Regions from separate parts of the Homo sapiens genome. Here region 2 is linked to region 1. A link is an interaction called in ENCODE POLR2A ChIA-PET data of the cell type or tissue named here. Cell type or tissue: IMR-90. All regions are shown on one strand. Links, peaks and the distances in the headings refer to the core of each region. The heading gives the core; the rest is flanking DNA.

What was found. ChIA-PET counts read pairs that join two places held together with the same protein. Peaks named below come from ENCODE experiments on the same cell type or tissue, not always from the same donor. Only the 100,000 strongest peaks of a DNase experiment are listed, where the experiment ranks them.
Region 2: POLR2A ChIA-PET joins it to region 1 with 9 read pairs; 4 of 35 experiments call an interaction of 5 or more read pairs at or near these places.

Annotation. Positions count from the first base shown.
Region 1 is chr14:64,274,870-64,279,269 of GRCh38, reverse strand. The region is part of intron 3 of ESR2 (estrogen receptor 2); the gene reads left to right. Among named protein-coding and RNA genes, the nearest start is that of ESR2, 17 kb to the left of the region's middle. In IMR-90, for the core only: no CTCF peak of the experiment used is centred there; no DNase peak of the experiment used is centred there.
Region 2 is chr14:64,163,061-64,167,460 of GRCh38, reverse strand. It overlaps SYNE2 (spectrin repeat containing nuclear envelope protein 2), which reads right to left. Exons shown (of 116, transcript NM_182914.3): 89 at 3,880-4,059; 90 at 2,051-2,176; 91 at 74-228. Among named protein-coding and RNA genes, the nearest start is that of MIR548H1, 70 kb to the right of the region's middle. In IMR-90, for the core only: no CTCF peak of the experiment used is centred there; a DNase peak (open chromatin) is centred at 2,040; H3K27ac peaks cover 309 bases.

The DNA of each region.
Region 1 (4,400 bases), core at 317-4,316:
CCAAGGTGGTCAGGCCACAACTTGGTCTTATACATTTTAGGGAGACATAAGGCATTAATCAATGCATGTAAGATGTACATTGATTCAGCCTGAAAAGGCAGGACACCTGAAAGCAGGGGCTTCCAAGTCACAGGCAGTTCAAAGATTTTCTGATTGGCAATTGATTGAAAGAATTATTATCAGTAGGAAGCAATGATTGGGTTACAATAAGGGATTGTGGAGACCAAGGTTTTATCATGCAGATGAAGCCTCCAGGTAGCAGGCTTCAGAGAGAATAGATTGTAAATATTTCTTAGGGGTCTTAAAGGGTCTGTTCTATCAGTGATTCCAAAAGGGGAGGGAGGGTATAATGAACCATGTCTGTCTCCCTTGTTCCATCATGGCCTAAACTTATTTTTCAGGTTAACTTTGTAATGCCCTTGGCCAAGAGGAGGGACCCATTCAGATGGTTGAGGGGCCTTAGAATTTTATTTTTTGGTTTATAAACTTCAAGTTGTGCACCCCTGATTTCAAGGCTGGTCAGCTCATCTCCCTGCATGTGTCTTTGCTACACTCCTTCTCTCGTACCAGCCCTGATTTGCTGAAGTCACTTTCTTGCTTACTCTTGTTTTCTCTATTTGCCCCATAACCTGTCCCTCAACTGCTCCCTCCCAGGCAACACCCTATGTTTCCATCTGAAAGCTCCCTTCCTTTTTCTATCAAAGCCCCAATGCTTTGTTCTTTGCCAGTTAAGAAAAGCAACGTTGAGAGAATTCATAGTGTGTAAATGGCAAATAGCAATTTACTAAATTAACTCACCCATTGATAACTCTAAGAGGATGTTTTACCTTAAGCAGAGAAATACTGATAGAATCCAGGATATGGTGAGGAGTGAAATGTTGGTAGTCACCTTCCTACCTGTCCCCTGAAATTCACCCTGTATGAATGGCAGCCTCTTTGTCCTGGATTTTATAATTACTAGCTCTGCGACTTCACCTCCTAGCCTGTTTCCTCCTCTGTGAAATGGAGATACTCATAGGGATTTTCTAAAGATGAAATAAGGTTGATTATATGAAAACATATTCAGTGCTCAAATATTTTATTTGTGACAATCTTAACAGTAGATTATAAGGCCAAGTCCATTTCCTGGCTATATGATAAGAACAATATTGATTTTCTGAAATTCTGAACTGAATTCTTGATACGATGACTATTTTGTATCTTGCTGAGTTTCTAGGATTTTACCCCTTAAGAACGTTTGGACCTATTACTACTAACCATATCTTTTAAAAAGAGATCCTTCTTTTTTTTTTTTGCTTTTGGGGAAACATTGGTCTGCTTGAAACATCTTTGACCCCTGAGACTACAGCTAATAACAATTGAAAGTAAATTTCCTTTGCTTCTCTATGTTGTTTCTTCCTTCCTGCTGCATCAGACAGGAATGTCAAATTCTAAATGTGCAAAGAGGAAAGAGTTAAAGCTGTTACAGTTGTACAGTTGTAGTGCCTAAATGATCCTTTCTTTGCATGCTTCCTGTCTTTGATATAAGTGCATTACAGTAACTGAAAGTGGCCACTTATTTTTAAAATTGTCTCAAATAGGCCAGGATGGTACAGTATTGAGAAATTCCTTGCATGTAACTTTTTTTTTTTTTTTTTTTTTTTTGGAGATGGAGTCTCATTCTGTCACCCAGGCTGGAGTGCAGTGGCACAATCTCGGCTCACTGCAAGCTCTGCCTCCCAGATTCACACCATTCTCCTGCCTCAGACTCCCAAGTAGCTGGGATTACAGGAGCTGGCCACCACACCCTGCTAATTTTTTGTATTTTTAGTAGAGACAGGGTTTCGGCATGTTAGCCAGGATGGTCTCGATCTCCTGACCTTGTGATCCGCCCGCCTCGGCCTCCCAAAGTGCTGGGATTACAGGTGTGAGCCACCGCACCTGGCCCATTCTTATGTTTTTTATAATTTTAAACTTGTCTTGCTAACTTGATTTATAAGCTAATTGACCATATCTTAGTCATGTACCTGTCCCCTTCACTGTACAAATGCACTGGAAGCTGTGTTGTGCTTGCTTTTCCATTGATACTTTGTTGGCTTCTTCACACAATGAGTTGCCATCAGAGTGATAAGTGCTGTTGTTTCTCTACTGGGTTATGGAGCACAGAGGAAGGAGGACATAGGGAGAAGGACCTCATCACTTCATCTGGTCCAGATGACAGCATGGCTTATTTTTTGAGCTTATCCTTTACTTTTTGTTCTCTTTCCTATTGGTGTTCATTTAACAAATATTTATTGAGCATTGTACCAGGCTCTACGGATGCAGTGGTGAACAAGACAATAGATTATAGATTCCATGAGGGCAAGGATTTTTGTCCATTTTGTTCACTAGTGGCACTTACCAATTCCTTGAATATGATTTTTCAAAATTAATTGGGCTTATACACAGAGTTCTGTATCATTTTTCACTTAATATTGTCGTATAAGCATTTCTGTTGTTAAATTTCCAGAGACCCTTTTCACAACTGCACAACTGTGTAATATTCTATCTTATGATCAGATTTAATTTATTTAACTCTTTATTATTGAAGGCCCTATCAATTATTTTCATTGTTTTAATGCTATGGTTACTTTATTTGTTCATGAAGTTTTGAAAAAAATAAGTTTCTCTGGATATGTTTTTAGAACAAATCTGTGGGGTCAGAGTGCATTAATGTTTAAAGTTCTTGACAGATGTTTTCAAGTGTTCAAGTCTTAAGAAGGTTGTACAGACTTGCTCTTTTACCAGCAGTGTGAGTGTCGCTTTTTCCAACCTCTTGGTAGCATTGACTCTTATCAAAAAGAAAAAAACCTTGCTACATTGATACGTGATGTATAGTATCTTTTGGTTTCAATTTGCTTCTCTTTATTAGTGAGGTAAATGTTTTCTCATAAATCTATCTGCCATTTGTATTTTCTCTTTTATCTTCTTTATTCAGAGATTTTGCCCGTTTTTATATTGGGTTCTGGCATTTGCTTGATAAATTTATTGTGTGCTTTATATATTAACCTATTATTACATGTATGACAAATATTTTTTCCACTTGACTCTGATTTTGATATGCAGAAATAGTTAATCTTTAAATAGTCAAATATTACCAACTTTGATAGTTTTGTGTATAGTTTTTAAGCCTAAAAAAAGTCCTTTCATACCCAGGCATTATATAAACTTTTGCGCATATTTTGTTATTTAATAGTTTGTTTTTACATTTTATTATTTAATTCAAAAGAAATTTATTTTGGCATACTGAATGAAATAACCAAATGTATTTATCTCTCGTTAATTTTCTCCACATCATTTTACTTAATAAATCCATTCATTTTTCATTGATTTAAAATATGGGAGCCAATTTTTAAAAGTTGAGTTTGAGATATAATATGCATACAATAAAATTTACCTATTTTCATTACTGGTAATAGTAAGTACATAGAAAACCACAGAATAATATAACACTGTTAATTGTGGTTTGTAACCTCATATTTTGAGTAGAAAGTCTAAAGGAAGAACCAATGAAAAACAATAACTACAACTTTTTTTTTCTTTTTTTTTGAGACAGAGTCTCACTCTGTCATCCAGGCTGGAGTGTAATGGTGCAATCTCGGCTCACTGAAACCTCCGACTCCCAGGTTCAAGGGATTCTCCTGCCTCAGCCTCCCAAGTAGCTGGGATTACAGACACCCACCACCACGCCTGGCTAATTTTTGTATTTTTAGTAGAGATGGGGTTTCACCATATTGGCCAGGCTGGTCTCGAACTCCTGACCTCAGGAGATCAGCCCACCTCAGACACATGTAGATTGAAAATAAAGGGATGGAAAAATATTTCATGCAAATGGAAACCAAAAAAGAGCAGGAGTGGCTATACTTAGACCAGACCAAATAGAGTTCAAGACAAAAACTATAAAAAGAGACAAAAAAGGTCACTAATAATAAAGATGTCAATTCAGCAAGAGAATATAACAATTGTAAATATGTCTGGAGCACACAGATATATAAAGCAAATATTATTAGAGCTAAAGAGAGAGACAGACTGATATGGTAATAGCTGGACACTTTAACACTCCACTTTCAGCATCGAACAGATCATCCAGACACAAAATCAACAAAGAAATGTCAGATTTAATCTGCACTAAAGACCAAATGGACCTAATAGATATTTACAGAATATTTCATCCAGTGGCTGCAACATACACATTCTTTTCCTCAGCACATGGATCATTCTGAAGGATATACCATATATTAGGCCACAAGACAAGTGTTAAAACATTCAAAAAAACTGGAATCAAATCAAGCACCTTCTTTGACCACAATGGAATAAAACTAGAAATCAATAAAGAATTTTGGAAACTATACAAACATGGAAATTAAACCATATACTCCTGA
Region 2 (4,400 bases), core at 300-4,299, 110 kb after region 1:
ACAATGCCATTCCCGAGCTGAAGCCGTTAATTTTACCTTAATTGAAACAACGACAGAGAAGGGATGTTCTAACCTGCAGCGCTCCAGTGCCGTGGCCGTGGCCCGAATCCATTGCCGGTTCATATTTTGTAACGTCTTCACAGCTACGTCACTAAGTGGGAGCTTGAGGCTCACTTCATTCAAATGTTCAATATCAGGTGATTGGGCTGTCAGTGCCAGCACATGATTCTATTTTTAAAAAATTGAAGTACAGGTTTTTGGATGCCAATAAGATATCTAGATGACAAAAAACCCTCCTTACCTCAAAGATAAAGGAAAACTGGGGCCTGAACAGGCAAATGACTTGCCCACAGTCAAACAGCTTGCTAATGTTAGAGTGGGACCTGAATTCAGCTATCTCAATGCTGTGCCTTCTAGAATACCAACCTGCAACACGGCCAGCACCCAAACAGCCCAGGAAATAGAAAGTTATCTCAGATTTTGTCACCGAAGAATACAGAAAATAGGCTTTTTTATTTTTTATTTTTCGGAATGGAGTCTCATTCTGTCGCCCAGGCTGGACTGCAGTATCATGATCTCGGCTCACTGCAACCTCCGCCTCCTGGGTTCAAACGATTCTCCTGCTTCAGCCTCCCAAGTAGGTGGAATTACAAGTGCCTGCCACCACACCTGGCTAATTTTTGTATTTTTAGTTTCACCATGTTGGCCAGCTGGTCTAAAACTCTGACCTTGGATGATCCACCTGCCTCGGCCTCCCAAAGTGCTGGGATTACAGGCGTGAGCCACTGCACCCAGCCTAACATGCTTTTTAAAAAAGGACCAATTCTGGGCTTTTAAGTCCCATTTAGTCTGCCAATAACCTGGCCTTCAACAAACAGGTCAAGCACAGAGTGATGAAAATTTGATTCTTAAAATAACTCTAGCAGAGCAAGGGACTTAAACACCCATATTTTGATAGAACATGACATTGCAAGAAAGCAAACTTATCAAAATTTCATTTTTAAAAAGATATTCCAGCGACAGCTTCTAAGCTGACAAGCAAACATCCTTAACAATATTGAAGTTACCACTACAGAACTCTGCTGTAATATTCTAGGTCAGGATAAGCAAACTTTTTCTGTAAAAGGGCAGATCATAAATATTTTAGGCATTTGTGGGCCATATGGTCTCTGTAGCAACTAGTCAACTCTGCCCTTGTAGCGTGAAAACTATAATAGACAATATGTAAATGAAAGGGCATGGCTGTGTTCCATCAAAATTTTATTTAAAAAAAAATCAGTGATGGACAGTGCACCACAGTTTGTTGACTGCTGATCTAAGTTATGAATATTGATTCCTAGGAGAGTTACAAGACCAGATCTAATTCTTTCAGTCATTTATGTTTACTAAACTAAACTTACGAAGGTAAAGAAAAATGCATAATAGAATTTTTTTTATATTAAACTAACCAGAAAAATTCAATTAATCACAACAGCCAATTTCTAGATTATTTCAGTTCACTGACGGTAATTATGAAAAAACATCTACTACAAATTACTCTGACGTATTACTAAAAGAGATCCCTATGTCATCCTACTTTTTCTAGGCCTGAGGGAAAATAGGACAGTAATGAATGGCATAAAAATGACTGTGCTCAAGGGTGAGTTAGGCCAGGCGCAGTGGCTCAGGCCTGTAATCCCAGCACTTTGGGAGGCCGAGGCAGGCGGATCACCTGACGTCAAGAGTTCAAGACCAGCTTGGCCAATATGGTAAAACTTCATCTCTACTAAAAAATACAAAAATTAGCCGGACATGGTGGCACATGTCTGTAGTCCCAGCTACTTGGGAGGCTGAGGCAGGAGAATGGCTTGAACCCGGGAGGTGGAGGTTGCAGTGAGCCGAGATCGTGCCACTGCACTCCAGCCTGGGTGACAGAGCGAGAGTCCGTCTCAAAAAAAAAAAATAAGAGTGAGTTAGGATGCAAGCATTCCATAAGTTCACAGTAATCAGCTTATTTTTTTTAACCTTATGGTGAGTCTAAGCCCTTAGAAAAGACAAATATTGGCAATACCAGGAATGAGTCAGGATTTTCTTTTTCCTGTTGGTGAAGTCTATCCAAATTCTCTTCTTCATGCATAATAAGACCTTTTAAAGATTCCAGCCGGACTCCAAAATCCTTAAACTGTGAGAGAACAAACTAGAACAAGAGAAATTTTCATTAGAAACTATTTTCATGTACATATAAAACAGAATTAAACACAGGCTTGGGAGCTGCTAAAAATTCAAGATGTTTTTGGCTAGGCACGGTGGCTCATGGCTGTAATCCCAGCACTTTGGGAGGCCGAGGTGGGAAGATTGCTTGAGCCCAGGAGTTCAAGACCAGCCTGAGCAACATAGGCAGACTCCATCTCTGCAAAAAATAAAAAATTAGCTGGGCATAGTGGTGTGAGCCTGTGGTCCCAGCTTTTTGGGAGGCTGAGGCAGGAGGATCAACTGAACCTGGGAGGTCAAGGCTGCAGTAAGCTGTAATTATGCCACTGCACGCCAGCCTGGGTGACAGAATAAGACCCTGTCTCCCTGTCTCAAACAAACAAACAAACAAACAAAAAAAAACAAAAAATAAAAAAAAGTAAATTCAAGTTGTTTTCAACACCCAGAAGTTCACTATTATCTCAAGAATCATAGATAAATATTCAGAAGCCCCCTGATTTTTCACTCGTGCCTTTGAGCCTTCCCAAATGGACAGATCACCCGCCTGAGGAGACCACATAGAGAGTCAGTGAGCACTCCGTTCTCTCAGTCCCACTAGTTAAATGTGCTTTTTTGTTTGTTTGTTTTCCTGCTGGTACTGAGATGTGATACTGCAACTCCATGGCCTTCTGTGTAGCTTGTTGACAGCTCCTGCACTAAAGGCTTTATAAAAAGTGAATGAAGGCTGAGAGCAGTGGCTCATGCTTGTAATCCCAGCACTTTGGGAGGCCAAGGTGGGTAGATCACTTGAGGCCAGGAGTTCAAGACCAGCCTGGCCAATGTGGCGAAACCCCATCTCTACTAATTATACAAAAATTAGCCGGCCAGACACAGTGGCTCACGTCTGTAATCCCAGCATTTTGGGAGGCCAAGGCAGGTGGATCACGAGGTCAGGAGATTGAGACCATCCTGGCTAACATGGTGAAACCCTGTCTCTACTAAAAATACAAAAAAATTAGCCAGGCATGGTGGCAGGCACCTGTAGTCCCAGCTACTCGGGAGGCTGAGGCAGGAGAATGGCATAAACCCAGGAGGCGGAGCTTGCAGTGAGCTGAGATCACACCACTGTACTCCAGCCTGGGCGACAGAACGAGACATCTCAAAATAAATAAATAAATAAATAAATAAATAAATAAATAAATAAGCAAGCCAGGCGTGGTGGTGGGTGCCTGTAGTCCCAGCTATCCGGGAGGCTGAGGCAGGAGAATCGCTTGAACCCGGGAGGTGGAGGTTGCAGTGAGCCAAGATTATGCCACTGCACTCTAGCCTGGGTGTCAGGTCAAGAGTCTGTCTCAAAATAAAAAAAAGTGAATGAAGACACGAAGATATGACAAATCATCATGCTTTAAGCAGCTACTTCTATGGCTCAATTACTTGACTCAGAAATCCAAATAACTGTGAGATCTGAACAATGTATGCAATATAATACATATATGACTTCTAGAACTAACATCTTCAATAAGGAAGAAATGATTGCTTAAGATCTGCCCATGTGATTGAAGCTAGAATCGTATACATTTGGGAGCAGCTTCAGTCTGTAATTTTGCTAAGGAGCAGCCCGTAAAGCACTACTGCTTCAAAGGATACAAGGGATTGAGGATGGAATGCAAATGTCTAAGACTAAAACTTGAATGGAAAGAAAAGATGAACCTCAAATTCATTTGCTTTCACAAGCAGCATCTTTTCCAAATAAGCAGCCCTCTGGAGAGAGTGCAGGGGGCCCGGGAGGAGCATGTGGGTGCTGGACTCTGCGGGTTGTGGGAGTCGATCCAGGACACTGGAATTTTGGAGAAAGGCTTCTTTTGTTTTCTGCACATCATGCTGCAGCTCCTGCAGAAGAAAAAGGGATGGCAAACACCTCTTCCTCCTTTCAAACCACAATTCCCTACCCGCTGCTGCTCCATCAAAATCTAGGAGAATATTTGCCCTGAAAACGTAGGCATGATCTTTTGTTATTATTTATTTTAAATAGCTGAAAAGGCTGGGCTTTCTTGAAATGATGTATATCACTGGCGCTTTTCCGAAATTTGTCAGTTCAAAACTAAAAGTGACCACTGACTAATAGAGTCGAGGCTTCTAGTGTATAGAAACTGGAGACAACCTGAGTACTCATGTACTTTATATTTCAGTTGTCAAACAGTTTAGGTATCTGCTTTCATGCTGTTTCAAGA